Regions from separate parts of the Homo sapiens genome. Here region 1 is linked to region 2. Evidence: read pairs that join two places in POLR2A ChIA-PET (ENCODE). Cell type or tissue: MCF 10A. All regions are shown on one strand.

Region 1 (8,000 bases), 710 kb before region 2:
TCATGAATGGGAAGAATTAATATTGTTAGATGACCATGCTACCCAAAGCAATTTACAGATTTCATGGAATCCCTATTTGATTTGATATCAAAATATACATGAAATTCTTCACAGAAATAGAAAAAAATCCTAAAATGACAACAACAACAACAACAAAAAAGCTGGTGACATCACATTACTATACTACAAAGGTATAATAATCCAAACAGCATAGTACCAACATAAAATTGGACACATGGACCATGGAACAAAAGAGAGACCAGAAATAAAAATCACATACCTACAGTGAAATTATTTTTTACAAAGATTCCAAGAACATATACTGAAGGAAATACAGTCTCTTCAATAAATGATTCAAAAATTGGATATCCACATTCATAAGAATAAAACTAAACCTCTATTTCTGAACATATTTGAAAACTGACTTAAAGAGTTAAATGTAAAATCCCAAACTGACAATACTAAAAGAAATCATACCTTAAATGCCTTAAATGACAAGTGAGCAAAAGTTTTTAAAATAATACTTCAAACATTCAAGAAAAATAAGCAAAAGTGAACAAGTAAGTTTATCAGGTCATTCTTGCACTGCTATAAAAAAAAAAACTTGAGACTAGGCAATTTATAAGAAAAGAGATACAATTGGCTCATGGTTCTGCAGGCAGTACAGGAAGCTTAATGCCATCTGCTTCTGGGGAGTCCTCAGGAAGCTTCCAATTATGATGAGAGGCATAGGTGAGCAGTCACATCACATGGCAATAACAGGAGTAAGAGTGAAAAAGAGTCACGGAAGGAGATGCCACACACTTTTTAATGACCAGATCTCATGAGAACTTACTATCACAAATACAGCACCAAGCCATGAGGGATCTGTTCCCATGATCCAAACATCTCCCACCAGGCCCCACCTCCGGCACTGGGGATTACAATTTGACATGAGATTTGGGTGTGGACAAATATCCAAACTACATCATTCTGCCCCTGGCCCCTCCCAAATCTCATGACCTTCTTACATTGCAAAATACAATCATGCCTTTCCAAAAGTCCCCCAAAGTCTTCACTCACCCCTGCATTAACTTAAAAGTCCAAAGTTCAAAGTCTCGTCTGAGTTAAGTCCCTTCCAGCTATAAGCCTGTGAAATAAAACAAGTTATTTACTTAAAATATACATTGCGAGTAGGCATTGAGTAAATATTCCCATTCCAAAAGGAAGAAATCAGCCAAAAGAAAGGGGCTACAGGCCCCATGAAATTTCAAAACCCAGCAGGGAAATTATTCATTCTTAAAGCTCCAAAATAATCTCATTTTGTTCAATGTCCCATATCCAGGGCATACTGATGCAAAGGGTGGGTTCCCAAGGATTTGGGCAGCTCCATTCCTGGGGCTTTTCAGGGTTCAGCCCCTAGGCCTGCTCCAGTGGGTTGAAGTTGAATGCTGGTTGCTTTTCCAGGTTGAGGGTGCAAGCCACCGGTGGATCTACCATTCTGGGGTCTGAAGGATAGTGGCTTTCTTCTCACAACTCCACTAGGCAGTGCCCCAGTGAGGACTCTGTATGTGAGCTCAAACCCAAAGTTTCCCTTGGCAATGCCTTAGTAGAGGTTCTCTGTGGGGGCTCCAATCTTGCAATAGCCTTCTGCCTGGTCACCCAGGCTTTTCCATACATCCTCTGAAATCTAGGCAGAGGCTCCCAAGCCTCAACTCTTGCACATTGTGCACTCACAGGCTTAACACCATGTGGAAGCTGCCAAGGCTTATAGCTTGCACCTTCTGGAACTGTGTCCAGAGCTGTACCTGGGCCCCTTTGAGATGAGGCTGGAGACTGAGTAGCTAAGATGTGGTGAGCTGTGTCTTGATGCTGTAAAGGGAAGCAGGGTCCTGAGCCAGGCGCATGAAGCCATTCTTCTCTTCTAGGCCTCTGGACCTGTGATGGGAGGGGCTGCTGCGAAGACCTCTAAAATATCTTCAAGGTCTTCTCCCACTGTCTTGGATATTAGCACTTGGCTCCCATTTAGTTGGGCAAATTCTCTAGCAAGAAATTGCTCCACAGCCTGCTTGAATTAAAAGCTTTTTCTTTCTCTGCCCCACGGACAGGCTGTAAATTTTCCAAATATTTTTGCTCTGCTTCTTTTTAAAATATAACTTCCAAATGTAAGTCATTCCTTTGCTCATGTGTCTGTGTACAGGCTGTTAGGAGCAGCCAGGACACATCATAAACAATTTGTTGCTTAGAAATTTCTTCTGCCACATACTCTGTCACTATGAAGTTCACACTTCCACAGATCCCTAGGGCATGAACAGAATGCAGCCAAACTATTTGCTAAAACATAACATGCATGACCTGAGCTTCAGTTCCCAATAAGTTCCTCATTTCCATCTGAGACCTCGGCAACCTGGAATTCACTGTTCACATCACTATCAGCATTTTGGTCATAACCATTTAACCAGTCTCTAAGAAGTTTTAAACGTTCCCTGATCTTTGTGTCTTCTTTTGAGCCCTCCAAACTCTTACAACTTCTGCCTGTTACCCAGTTCCAAACCTGCTTCCACATTTTCAAGCATCTTTGTAGTGATTCCCCACTGTTAGTATCAATTTTATGCTAGGCTATTCTTGCACTGCTACAAAAAGTACCTGAGACTGGGTAATTTATAAGAAAAGAGGTTTAATTGGCTCATGGTTCTCCAGGCTGTACAGTAAGCATAGCAACCTCTACTTCTCAGAGGCCTCAAGAAGCATCCAATTATGGTGGTAGACAAAGGGGCTCTGCTTGCTATGGCTGTTGGCAGGGGTGAGGGGATGGGCTTCATCCTATTGTAGCAGTGGCAAGGCAGGGTGCACAAACAGTCACATGCTGGCAGAGCAAGGAAAGCAAAAGTCACCCACGCAGACATGTGCGAGCAAAGTGATGTGGAGTTGCCATGGGCCCAGAAGAAGCTGCAGTGGGGTGAAGAAGTGTGTGGGCTGGTGCATAGCCATGGGGGACACCCTGCTGAAGTTCTTCACTGTTCAGGCACAGTCCATCAGTGCAGAAGCTATGATGCAGGCCCCCAGGGCTTCTGAGGCTGCCTTGAAGGCAAGCATGGTCAGACTTTGTTCCTAGGACAGGCCAGAAGACCAAGGGGTGCTCAGGTCAGACCAAGTTATCTGATGGGTCATACCACCCTGCAGAGTTCAGGACCAACAGTTCTCCTAGGGCTTAAGTCTCCTATGTGAGCAAGTTGAGCAGAGTAGGGTAGAAGTGGGAGTGATTTTTAATGGATACAGAGTTTCAGTTTTACAAGATGAGTTATCACATGGATGGTAGTAATTATTGTACAACACTGTGGGTGTATTTAGTACCACTAAACTGTAGACTTAAAATGATTAAGATGGTAAATTTTATGCTATGTGTACTTTACTACAAAAAAAATTGGAAAAAAATTGTCTTCAAAATGTTGCATCCTTCTGCCTTAAAAGGATTCTGATGAGAATCTCCTGCCTGGCCATGAATACATAACAGTTGTCAGATGATCACTTTACCTATAGTTCACTAAAGGCCTAATTAATGTGAAAAATTGTATATCTAGCTTTATTCTTATCACACACACACATTACTTTCAAACTTACATTCTATCTTTAGGATATGTAGAATTTCTCTCAATTCTTTGAACATGACTTACTTCTTCTCATTCAGATCCCAGAGAGCAGAACACCAGCAAACAGCCTCTGTGGTGTTCAGTTGATAAAAGTGACTTAAGCTCCAGCATGTGAGAGAGGAAGACAGCCTCCCTCTGGAACTCACCTTTCCACTGTGGATCTGAGCAACCCAGGCTGAGGGAAAGCACTTTGTGTCTCCCACACCCTGGAGCTAACTTGGGAAGAGGCTGAGAGGCTTAGAGATGCTGTAAAGAAAGATACCATGAAAACTTGCATACACTTTCAGTCCAGGGTCTCAGTCCAGACCCAGAAGTGAGAGCAGGATGCCATTTTTAATCTGAATGTGTACAAAGTCAGCCATTCTTTGTCGACACAGCAGTGTGGCTACACAGGCATTTTAGTCTCAGGCCAGGGAGCACCCGCTCTCAGTGTGGTAAGGGCCTCCACAGCCAGAACTCTGGAAAATGCCTCAGCAGTAAGGCAAAAATTGTGTTTTTCCCCTATCACAACCCTGGGGCAGGAGGAGACCTGCTACAGCTGTAATTTCTCCTAAGTGGCAAGATTTGCTGCCAGGGCCAGCTTGACAACCTGGAACTGATTGATATGTGCCATTGCTGGATTCCCTACCCTGCTCTCCTGAGATTGTAGCTCATTGGGGGGCCCTCTCTGTTCCACCCCTAGGCTGAAATCCAGGCATTTGGAGCATTCACTTCCCTGGACCAGCAGCTTGAGCTGCCCCACCCTTCCTGGAAATAGATCATGTTGCAGAGAGGCTCTGTCTTCTCCACACCCAAGCAGATATTTAAGAATTCAGAGCACCTGTTTGACTTGTTCAGCAGACTGAGCCACCCTACCCTTCCTGGACATAGACTGCAATGAAGTGGAGTTTTCTCTTCTCCATGCCCAGGCAGGTATCTGTCTCCAGGCATTTAAAGCACTCATTTACTTGGTTCAGCAGCCTGAACTGCCTCACCCTTCCTGGACCTAGATCTTGGTACAGTAGGGCTTTCTCTGTGCCCCACCCTCACAGATCTCCAGGTGTTCAGAGCACCAGCTCACCTGGATTAGCAGGCTAAGCTGTCCCACTTTTCCTGTGCAGATATCCTGGCACACCTCTCTACTACATGCTCAGGCAGATCTCTAGGCATTAGGAGCACCTGCACAAGCAGATATCCAGGCATTCAGGGCACCATTCATCTGGATCAGCAACCTGACCTGCCCCACCCTTCCTGTGCAGAGATCCTGGTACAGGGATAATCTCTCTGCTTCATACCCAGGCAGAATGCCAGGCATTTGGAGCAACCACTCATCTGGTTCAACAGCCTGAGCCACCCCACCCTCCTTGGACATAGATCATGGTGCAGCAAGTCCCTCTCTGCTTCAGGCCCAAACAGATCTCCAGAAATTCAAAGCACATGCATGCCTGGTTAATCAGTCTGTCACCCAACCCTCCTGTTCAGAGATCTTGGTTCAGGGGATCCTCTCTGCTCCATGCCTATACAGAGCTCCAGGCACTTAGAGTGCTTACCCTTCTGGATTAGAAGCTTAGGCCATCCTCCAATTTTGTGCAGAGAACCTGGAGCTGAAGCACTGTTCCAGCTCCATCCCTAGGCACACCTGTGAGTATTTGGTGGCTGCTCACAGGACTCTCCCTTGGTGCTGGTGCCTTCGCCTGCCATCAGGAGACCAATAGGTGGACCTGCCCAGTCATCCCCTGACCCTTTATGGTCTTTGCTGCTCTGGGGCTGGTCAGGGAGCTCAGACCACTGTACACGCCATGAATCAGCCTATTGTCTTAGGCAATAGGGAGTTTCTGCCAGTAAATAAGAATCAAGTATATACCCAGACACGTTGGCCACAGCCAGCTCTTACCTGTAAATGCCATCAATAGCTTGTAGGTTGAACTCCACAGCCCAATATAAAATCAGCCAAAGTAAATGAATAAGGCTATGAAAGCAAAGCCAGAAGACCCTATCCAACATTCTCTACAGTCACATCCCCCCAAAATGGAGGGAAAAGGGAAAAGGAAAGAATAAAAATTATAATAATATTAACATTATAGAGAAAGCAAGAAGAAGAAAAAACTCTACCCACACAAAAATATTACAAAAATTTAAAGAGCTAGTGTCTCCATATGAGAAGGAACCAGCATAAGAATTCTGCCAGCATGAAAAATATGAAAGGAGTGACACCACAAAAAGACCACATCAGCTCTCCAGCAATGGTCCCTAACCAAAATGGAAATTCAGAAATGACACATAAAGAAGTCAAAGCATGGATTGCAAGGAAGGTTAATGAGATCCAAGACAACGTTGAAAATCAACACAAAGAAATTTATAAAGCAATCTAGAAAATGAAGGAAGAGATAAAGAAGTCAATTAGAGATTCTGGAATTGAAAAACTCACCTAAGAAACTTCAAAATACAACTGAAAGCGGTATCAACAGACTGTATCAAGCAGAAGAAAAAAAATTTAGAGCTTGAAGACTGTTTTTCTGAGCTGACACAGTGAGACAAGAATTAAAAAAAGAAGAATTTTTAAAAAATGAACAAAGTACTTGAGAAATATGTAATCATTCAAAGCAAACAAACATACAAATTATTTGGCATTCAATAATAGGAAATATATTTGAGGGAATAATTCAAGAAACTTTCTTAACCTTGCTAGACAGGTAAAAATCCAGATACAAGAAACTGATAGAACATCTGTAAGATACTATGCAAAATCAACATCACCAAGGCATACAGCCACCAGTCTGTCCAAGATCAACACTGAAGAAAAAATCTTAAAGGCAGCTAGAGAAAAAGGGAAGATCATGCACAAAGGGAACCCTGTTGGGCTAACAGCAGACTTCTCAGCAGAAACATTACAAGCCAGGAAACATTGGGGGCCTGTTTTCAGCATTCTTAAAGAAAAAATAATTCCATCTAAGAATTTCACATTCTGCCTAACTAAGCTTCGTAAGAGAAGGAGAAATAAGATATTTTCCAGACAAGCAAGGACTAAGGGAATTCATTAGCACTACACCAGCAATACAAGAGATTTTTAAGAGAAGTCTAAATATGGAAATGAAATAACAATATCTGCTACCACAAAAATACACATAAATACATATTCTGCAAACCCTATAAAATGATCACACAATATGTGACCCTATAAAGCAACCAGGTAACAACTTCATAATAAGATCAAAACCTCACATACCAATATTAACCTTGAATGTAAATGGCCTAAACACCTGACTTAAAAGACACAGAGTAGCAAGTTGAATTAAAAAAAAAAATCCATTAATCTGCTGTATTCAAGAGACCCATCTCACACATAACACCCTACGCTCAAAGTAAACGGTTGGAGAAAGATTGGCTGCACAAATAGAAAACAAAAAATAGCAGAGGTTGCTATTCTTATAGTAAAAAACAGACTTTCAACCAACAACTGTAAAGAAGAACAAAGAAGGGCATTCCATAAAGATAAAAGGATTTAATTCAATGAGAACACATAACTATACTAAATATATAGGCATCCAATATTTGAGCATCCATATTTATAAACTTAATAGACATCTACAGTATACTACACCTATCAACCCCAGAATATATTCATTAGCACACAGAATATACTCTAAGACTGACTACACGCTCTACCATAAGGCAAATCTCAATAAATTCAAAAAAATTAAAATTATACTATCAGACCACAGTGGAATGAAAATAGAAATTAATACTAGGATGTCTCAAAAACCACATAATTTCTTGGAAATTAAACAACTTGTTCCTGAATAACTTTTGGGTAGACAATGAAATCAAGAAAGAAATTTAAAAATTCTTTGTAATAGAGAAAAACAGGGACACAACATACAAAAATTTCTGGGATACAGCAAAAGCAGTGTTAAGAGGAAAGTTCATAACACTAAATGTCAACCTCAAGAAGTTAGAAAGATCACAAATTAATGATGTAACACTGCACCCAGAGTAACGAGGAAAACAAGAACTAACCCCAAAGACAGCAGAAGAAAATAAATAACTAAAATCAGAGCTGAACTGAATAAAAGAGAGACCCAAAAACTCCATATAAAAAAATCAATAAAACCAAAAGTTGATGATTTGAAAGGATAAACAAGATTGATTGACAGCTAGCTAGATTAACAAAGAAAGACACTATTTAATTTTTTTTCTTAGGGATACACCAGGCAGAATGGAGCAACTGAGATATCCTGGCAAATTTGATGAGGTCCCCAAGGTTTCTGATTTGGAAAACCTCCTCTAGCAATTACCTGAGGCTTAACATCTGGTAATTCTGTGCTACTGTAAGATAGTTCTTAGTTTACTGGGTCTGAAAAGCAGGATTTTTTTTTAGCCTCTGGTATTTCT
Region 2 (8,000 bases):
ACACAAAGCGATGTTTATCTTTGTCCAAACAAGTACCTGTTATGGCATGCACTTTATAAAAACAGCCAGAAAAATGCACCTCAGTTAATGGGCACTTTAAAAGAGCATTCATTCATTTGGGTTACTGAGAAGGACCAACTCAGAAATGACCCTGCTTGCCTAAGAGAAATATGCCACACCATGATTTCTCTAACCATTTCAAGAGTTTGCTGCCCTTGATCCCTGAATGATTTTGATGTGTATTTTCTGTTCCATTCCTCTGTAGGTTGGCGTTAACCTGTCTAACCACTCATAGCTCTGCTGGACTTTTTATATGAGAGTTTTCTGCTTGGTTAGTTATGAGTTTAAAAGACTTGAGAATACTGGTTTTAGGGGAAGGTTTTGAAATTGCCACCTTGCATATTGTAGAACACTTTATCACCACAGTTAAAATTGTAGGGGTTACTAATTGAGGAATAATACAAATTATATTTCAGTAACACAGAAGATAGCAATTTATTATCTTCCTGGACTTGGGGATACTTTTATCAATTAATTTCAAACTGCGGTGTTTCAAATTATTGAAATTTATGAATATTTAATTTTACCTTTTAAGAGTTACTAATTCAGAAGCATGATCTTTTAATACATATGATATGAAATGTTTACAGATTTACTGGCAAAATACTGTAATTATGAGTCCCAATGGAGTAAATGCTTTTAAAAATTGTATTCACTTAAATTAGCCAGCTGTGTTCTGCCTTTATACTGTTAATATTATTTTTCTCAGATTGTTATAAGCAATGAGCTTTCATTAAATCTTTGGACACTAGATTATAAATTTAGGAATACCCTGCAAGATACAGAAAAGACTAAATAAATAATAGTATGCAAAAATCAAAATTATTATTTAAATAGACCTACTAAAAATTAATGGTGTTTTAATTTATTTTAAAGTTGTTGGCTCATCCTTTAAAATGTTTTAAAAAAATGTTTGACATTCATTATCAGAATGAGGGAAAATTTAAACAATTCCGTTTCTTCTTTTGCTAGTAGGCATATTATGCTAATAAAATTACTAAATTAAAAGTGTGTCAAGGATTTGACAAACTGCCATTTTTCTCCAGAAGTCAAGCCCCTAAGTGATTGTCTAGAGGCAAGAATTTTCTGATATGTTGTCTCAACAATGCTTCTCACTTCGTCTTCAGGTGCCCCAACCCGCAAGTACACATACTATGTACTCACTTGAAAATGTAAAAAAAAAAAAAAAAAAAAAAGTGCTTTAAGGAAAGGCCACACAGTACAAAGGCTTATTAGTAGGCAGAAATAATGGGGGTGCAGGGTGGGTGGGCATCCAACCTCAGGCTTAACCGTGGGTTATAATTTCCAGCAAGGAAATCACTAGGTTCTTCTAAATTCTTAGAATTAAGTTCTCACTACTAGATGCACCAAGGATTTTGTCTTTTGAGAGATCTACTATTTAAAGTTTTTAAAATTGTTAATAATTATATAAATCAAATTTCCATTGTCAATCTGAATCATGCTTTTTGATGATAGAATAAAAGAACTGATTTCCAACACTTGGTTATTTTAGGTAGCACAGATAGTGTTGAAGCTCAGTAGAGTCTGCTTAGAGGATGTAGTCCACCTCTCCTCTCCTTTATAGTTATTGGAATTGTGGTCACTATCACACCAAGCCTATCTGGTCCATTTCTGTCTCACTGCTTTTAAATGCAGTGCCTCTTTGATGCATTTAAAACATGCATGATGTACTTAGGGCCTAAAAGTTGTGAAGAGCAAAATGTGTGAAAATAAGTGCATTTGTTTTTTCATACATGCTTGTATGTACTTAGGGCCTAAAAGTTGTGGAGAGCAAAACGTGGTGTGAAAAGTGCATTTGTGTTTTGTTTGTTTGTTTGTTTGGCTTTGCATTTACTTGAAAGAAAATACAGACAATATTCGTACATCTACACTGCCTCCTGACTTTGGGGGATATTAGATAAAAAAAAATCACAAAAAAATTATAGAATGGCAACTTCTTGTGATTTTATTTTTATTTTAAGAATAATTATTACTCGACATTTTATTTTATCCTCAAAGTGCTTGGTCAATGTTAATTTACTTTTTACGACTTTAAAGGAACTCAACTCAGCTTCCTTTTTCATAGTGGCCCATTGAAGTCAAGTGGTATAAGATTGAGCTATAGTAGAATTAACAAAATATTCTTTTAGGATGCCTGGGATTCAAAAAACAGAGATCTAACTGGAGGAAAGTAATGTGCATCTAAGAAAGTAATTTGGTTCATGCTGAAGAAAAACTGAATTTATTGTCTTGGCCAAATAAATTCACGGCCAAATAAAATGTCTTAATGGTGAAAAAATTGCACTGGGTATAAATTTGATTTCTGTACTATTCAGGAGACTGTAGAGTGACACTTGACCTAATATCTGCATTAACCATTTGTAGATTTTGGCTCACATAGACATATTAAAGAATTACATTTTTCAGTGTAATATATATACACCATGGAATACTACTCAGCCATAAAAAAGAATGAAATAATGTCTTTTGCAGCAATGTGGATGGATTTTGAGGCCGTTATTCTAAGTGAAATAACTCAGAAATGGAAAACCAAATATTGTATATTCTCACTTATAAGGGAGAACTAAGCTATGTGTACACAGTGGCATACAGAGTGGTATAATGGACTTTGGAGGCTCAAGAGGGAGTGGGAGGCAGTGGGGGGTGAGAGATTTAAAAAATACGTATCGGGTGCAGTGTATACTGCTCTGATGACAGTGCACTAAAATCTCATAGTTCACCACTATACAGTTCATCCATGTACCAAAAACCACTCGTACCTTAAAAGCTATTGAAATAAAAAAAAAGAAAAGAGAAAAAGGAAACTAGGTGAGTTCATCTGAAGTGGTAAATTCTTTATAATTGAAACATGAATAACCTTACCAAGTTAATGATACTTAACTTCCCAGTTATGCCTTCACTGATTGTATAAGTCTGTTTTCATGCCGCTGATAAAGACATACCTGAGACTGGACAATTTACAAAAGAAAGAGGTTTAATGCACTTACAGTTCCACATGGCTAGGGAAGCCTCACAATCATGGCAGAAGGTGAAAGGCAAGTCTGACGTGGCAGCAGACAAGAGAAGAGAGCTTGTGCAGGGAAACTCCCCTTCTTAAAACCGTGAGATCTCGTGAGACCTATTCACAAGCACAGGAATAGCATGGGAAAGACCTGCCCCCATGATTCAATTACCTCCCACCAAGTTCTTCCCATAACATGTGGAAATTCAAGATGAGATTTGGGTGGGGACACAACTAAACCATATTACTGACATTGTCATAATTAAACCCAACCAAAAGATAAAAAAAGAATTATGGTTTTCATAGTTAACTTGAGAAGTAGCAAAAAATAATCCCAGAATTAACCCCTTGTAATAAAATAAATGATTGAAAATGCCTACCATTGAAAAATATTTTCAAAACAATAAATGCAAAAGTTTAGAACATTCTACAATTTTAAAGTAATTTAATTCCCATATTGAACTTCTGAAAGATTTGCTTTCATTGAAGGTTTTACTTTTAAGGTGATTATTCCAGTATAGCACTCATTATTTCCTGATTAATTGCTCACCAAACTGCAGATATTTTTGCAATACTTCATTTCCACCTGCGCCTAAACCCACCCACCCACACATGTACATACATGTTGGACAGGTATCAGCATGAGTTAATATTTAACTCCTGTGGCAATGAGGAAGTGCGCTAGTAGGTAAATCCAAAACCTTGAACACCACCAATTTATCTTAATCCTTTCTATGTAATGAGAACAACTGATAGAATACGATAATAGCATATATACATGAGAATACTATGTAGATAAAGTAACTAACCACCCATCAGGGTGTAAATTCCAGGAATATCTAAGAGGGTTCTTACTTACCGGAGCCTCAGTTTTCTCATTTCCTCCATTAAAGACAAAACAAAATACTAGCTCAATTTTTGTCACTTAGAATGTTTTTCATAAATGCTTATTCCTTCCAGTCAAAGTCAAGATCCTTGCAAGTTTCTATTTTAGGAGAAAGAAAGCAGAGCTAAATCTGTTTAGTTCCTGGCTGTTTCATGCTCGAGAACATTTGCATGGGGGTGTTTCTTTCCTAGAAAAGCTTCATCCTGCCATATCTGGTTTTTGAACTCCTGTTTAGCCTTCAGAATCCTGCTCAGTCATCACTTCCTCTGTGAAGCTTTCCATGACCTCCTTCCAGAAAAAAAATTTATGTCTTTTCCCTGTATTTTTGTATCTTTAGATATTTCTGGTTTTGCTTGTATCATAGTGATTCATTATTTTTTTATCTGACAACCATCTCCACTTGGTTGTCAGGTCAGTGATGCCGAACTGCTTCAAGTTCATCTCTGTTCTCTATTCCCTGATATATCAAGGTAAAGTAGTAAATCTTTGTTCTGAAGAAGTGAAAATGCTTTAGCACAGTAACTAAAAGATTTTTAAGATTCAGTTTAAAATGTAGCAGCTTTTTTTTTACTGTGCTCCATTTTTAAAAAGTAATGTTATCTTTGCTATAAAATACATCAGTTTAATGGCAGAAATTTTGGAAAACATACATTTGTAAAGAAGAAAATTAAATTATTATTCCACTACTCATAAACATTAGTATTAGCATTTTGATATAGTTCCTCAGTCTATTTACTTAAAGATGTAAATATATGTATACATACATATTTAAATAAAATTGAGATTGTACAGCCTATGATATTTTGTAACTGCTCTGCTTTTTGCTAAGTAGTTTGTATCTTCACAAATGAGTAAATACTTGTCCAAGACATTTTTTTATGCTTCATTGCATTCTATGATATGAACCTTTATGGTTTATGATAAATAATAATTTATTATTGAAAATATATTTTTTCCAGTTTTGTTTGCTGTTATGTCATTCTGCATAAGGATTATTATTTGTAGGATTGACTGTCAGCCAGTTTAGCCACACTGGTTGTTAAAATACTGAAATATTTCCATATTGATGAGAAAACAGTCATATCCTGTGTTTCCCCGCCTCCCTCTCCTGGACTGCTGATGATCCAGTAAGCTAAGGGCACATAGCAGGTGGTATAGGTAGCATCCTTTCCTATTAGTCCTGATTGTGATATATCTGTCCAAAGTCGTTAATAACACCCCTGAAATTTTGCGTGCATCTCGTTATTTCTTTAAATACCTAGAAGTAGAAATCCTTTTTTTTTTTATTATACTTTAAGTTTTAGGGTACATGTGCACATTGTGCAGGTTAGTTACATATGTATACATGTGCCATGCTGGTGCGCTGCACCCACTAACTCGTCATCTAGCATTAGGTATATCTCCCAATGCTATCCCTCCTCCCTCCCCCCACCCCACCACAGTCCCCAGAGTGTGATATTCCCCCTCCTGTGTCCATGTGATCTCATTGTTCAATTCCCACCTATGAGTGAGAATTTGCGGTGTTTCGTTTTTTGTTCTTGTGATAGTTTACTGAGAATGATGATTTCCAATTTCATCCATGTCCCTACAAAGGACATGAACTCATCATTTTTTATGGCTGCATAGTATTCCATGGTGTATATGTGCCACATTTTCTTAATCCAGTCTATCATTGTTGGACATTTGGGTTGGTTCCAAGTCTTTGCTATTGTGAATAATGCCGCAATAAACATATGTGTGCATGTGTCTTTATAGCAGCATGATTTATAGTCCTTTGGGTATATACCCAGTAATGAGATGGCTGGGTCAAATGGTATTTCTAGTTCTAGATCCCTGAGGAATCGCCACACTGACTTCCACAATGGTTGAACTAGTTTACAGTCCCACCAACAGTGTAAAAGTGTTCCTATTTCTCCACATCCTCTCCAGCACCTGTTGTTTCCTGACTTTTTAATGATTGCCATTCTAACTGGTGTGAGATGGTATCTCATTGTGGTTTTGATTTGCATTTCTCTGATGGCCAGTGATGATGAGCATTTTTTCATGTGTTTTTTGGCTGCATAAATGTCTTCTTTTGAGAAGTGTCTGTTCATGTCCTTCGCCCACTTTTGGATGGGGTTGTTTGTTTTTTTCTTGTAAATTTGTTTGAGTTCATTGTAGATTCTGGATATTAGCCCTTTGTCAGATGAGTAGGTTGCGAAAATTTTCTCCCATTTTGTAGGTTGCCTGTTCACTCTGATGGTAGTTTCTTTTGCTGTGCAGAAGCTCTTTAGTTTAATTAGATCCCATTTGTCAATTTTGGCTTTTGTTGCCATTGCTTTTGGTGTTTTGGACATGAAGTCCTCGCCCATGCCTGTGTCCTGAATGGTAATGCCTAGGTTTTCTTCTAGGGTTTTTATGGTTTTAGGTCTAACCTTTAAATCTTTAATCCATCTTGAATTGATTTTTGTATAAGGTGTAAGGAAGGGATCCAGTTTCAGCTTTCTACATATGGCTAGCCAGTTTTCCCAGCACCATTTATTAAATAGGGAATCCTTTCCCCATTGCTTGTTTTTCTCAGGTTTATCAAAGATCAGATAGTTGTAGATATGCGGCGTTATTTCTGAGGGCTCTGTTCTGTTCCATTGAGCTATATCTCTGTTTTGGTACCAGTACCATGCTGTTTTGGTTACTGTAGCCTTGTAGTATAGTTTGAAGTCAGGTAGTGTGATGCCTCCAGCTTTGTTCTTTTGGCTTAGGATTGACTTGGTGATGCGGGCTCTTTTTTGGTTCCATATGAACTTTAAAGTAGTTTTTTCCAATTCTGTGAAGAAAGTCATTGGTAGCTTGATGGGGATGGCATTGAATCTGTAAATTACCTTGGGCAGTATGGCCATTTTCACGATATTGATTCTTCCTACCCATGAGCATGGAATGTTCTTCCATTTGTTTGTATCCTCTTTTATTTCGTTGAGCAGTGGTTTGTAGTTCTCCTTGAAGAGGTCCTTCACATCCCTTGTAAGTTGGATTCCTAGGTATTTTATTCTCTTTGAAGCAATTGTGAATGGGAGTTCACTCATGATTTGGCTCTCTGTTTTTCTGTTGTTGGTGTATAAGAATGCTTGTGATTTTTGTACATTGATTTTGTACCCTGAGACTTTGCTGAAGTTGCTTATCAGCTTAAGGAGATTTTGGGCTGAGACAATGGGGTTTTCTAGATATACAATCATGTCGTCTGCAAACAGGGACAATTTGACTTCCTCTTTTCCTAATTGAATACCCTTTATTTCCTTCTCCTGCCTAATTGCCCTGGCCAGAACTTCCAACACTATGTTGAATAGGAGTGGTGAGAGAGGGCATCCCTGTCTTGTGCCAGTTTTCAAAGGGAATGCTTCCAGTTTTTGCCCATTCAGTATGATATTGGCTGTGGGTTTGTCATAGATAGCTCTTATTGTTTTGAAATACGTCCCATCAATACCTAATTTATTGAGAGTTTTTAGCATGAAGGGTTGTTGAATTTTGTCAAAGGCTTTTTCTGCATCTATTGAGATAATCATGTGGTTTTTGTCTTTGGCTCTGTTTATATGCTGGATTACATTTATTGATTTGCGTATATTGAACCAGCCTTGCATCCCAGGGATGAAGCCCTCTTGATCATGGTGGATAAGCTGTTTGATGTGCTGCTGGATTCGTTTTGCCAGTATTTTATTGAGGATTTTTGCATCAATGTTCATCAAGGATATTGGTCTAAAATTCTCTTTTTTGGTTGTGTCTCTGCCCAGCTTTGGTATCAGAATGATGCTGGCCTCATAAAATGAGTTAGAGAGGATTCCCTCTTTTTCTATTGATTGGAATAGTTTCAGAAGGAATGGTACCAGTTCCTCCTTGTACCTCTGGTAGAATTCGGCTGTGAATCCATCTGGTCCTGGACTCTTTTTGGTTGGTAAACTATTGATTATTGTCACAATTTCAGCTCCTGTTATTGGTCTATTCAGAGATTCAACTTCTTCCTGGTTTGGTCTTGGGAGAGTGTATGTGTCAAGGAATTTATCC

The links. Peaks named below come from ENCODE experiments on the same cell type or tissue, not always from the same donor. Only the 100,000 strongest peaks of a DNase experiment are listed, where the experiment ranks them.
Region 1: POLR2A ChIA-PET joins it to region 2 with 5 read pairs; 2 of 35 experiments call an interaction of 5 or more read pairs at or near these places.

Annotation. Positions count from the first base shown.
Region 1 is chr9:22,254,009-22,262,008 of GRCh38, reverse strand. No RefSeq gene overlaps it. Among named protein-coding and RNA genes, the nearest start is that of DMRTA1, 190 kb to the left of the region's middle. In MCF 10A, no CTCF peak of the experiment used is centred here; a DNase peak (open chromatin) is centred at 4,758.
Region 2 is chr9:21,539,191-21,547,190 of GRCh38, reverse strand. The region is part of intron 1 of MIR31HG (MIR31 host gene); the gene reads left to right. Among named protein-coding and RNA genes, the nearest start is that of MIR31HG, 17 kb to the left of the region's middle. In MCF 10A, no CTCF peak of the experiment used is centred here; no DNase peak of the experiment used is centred here.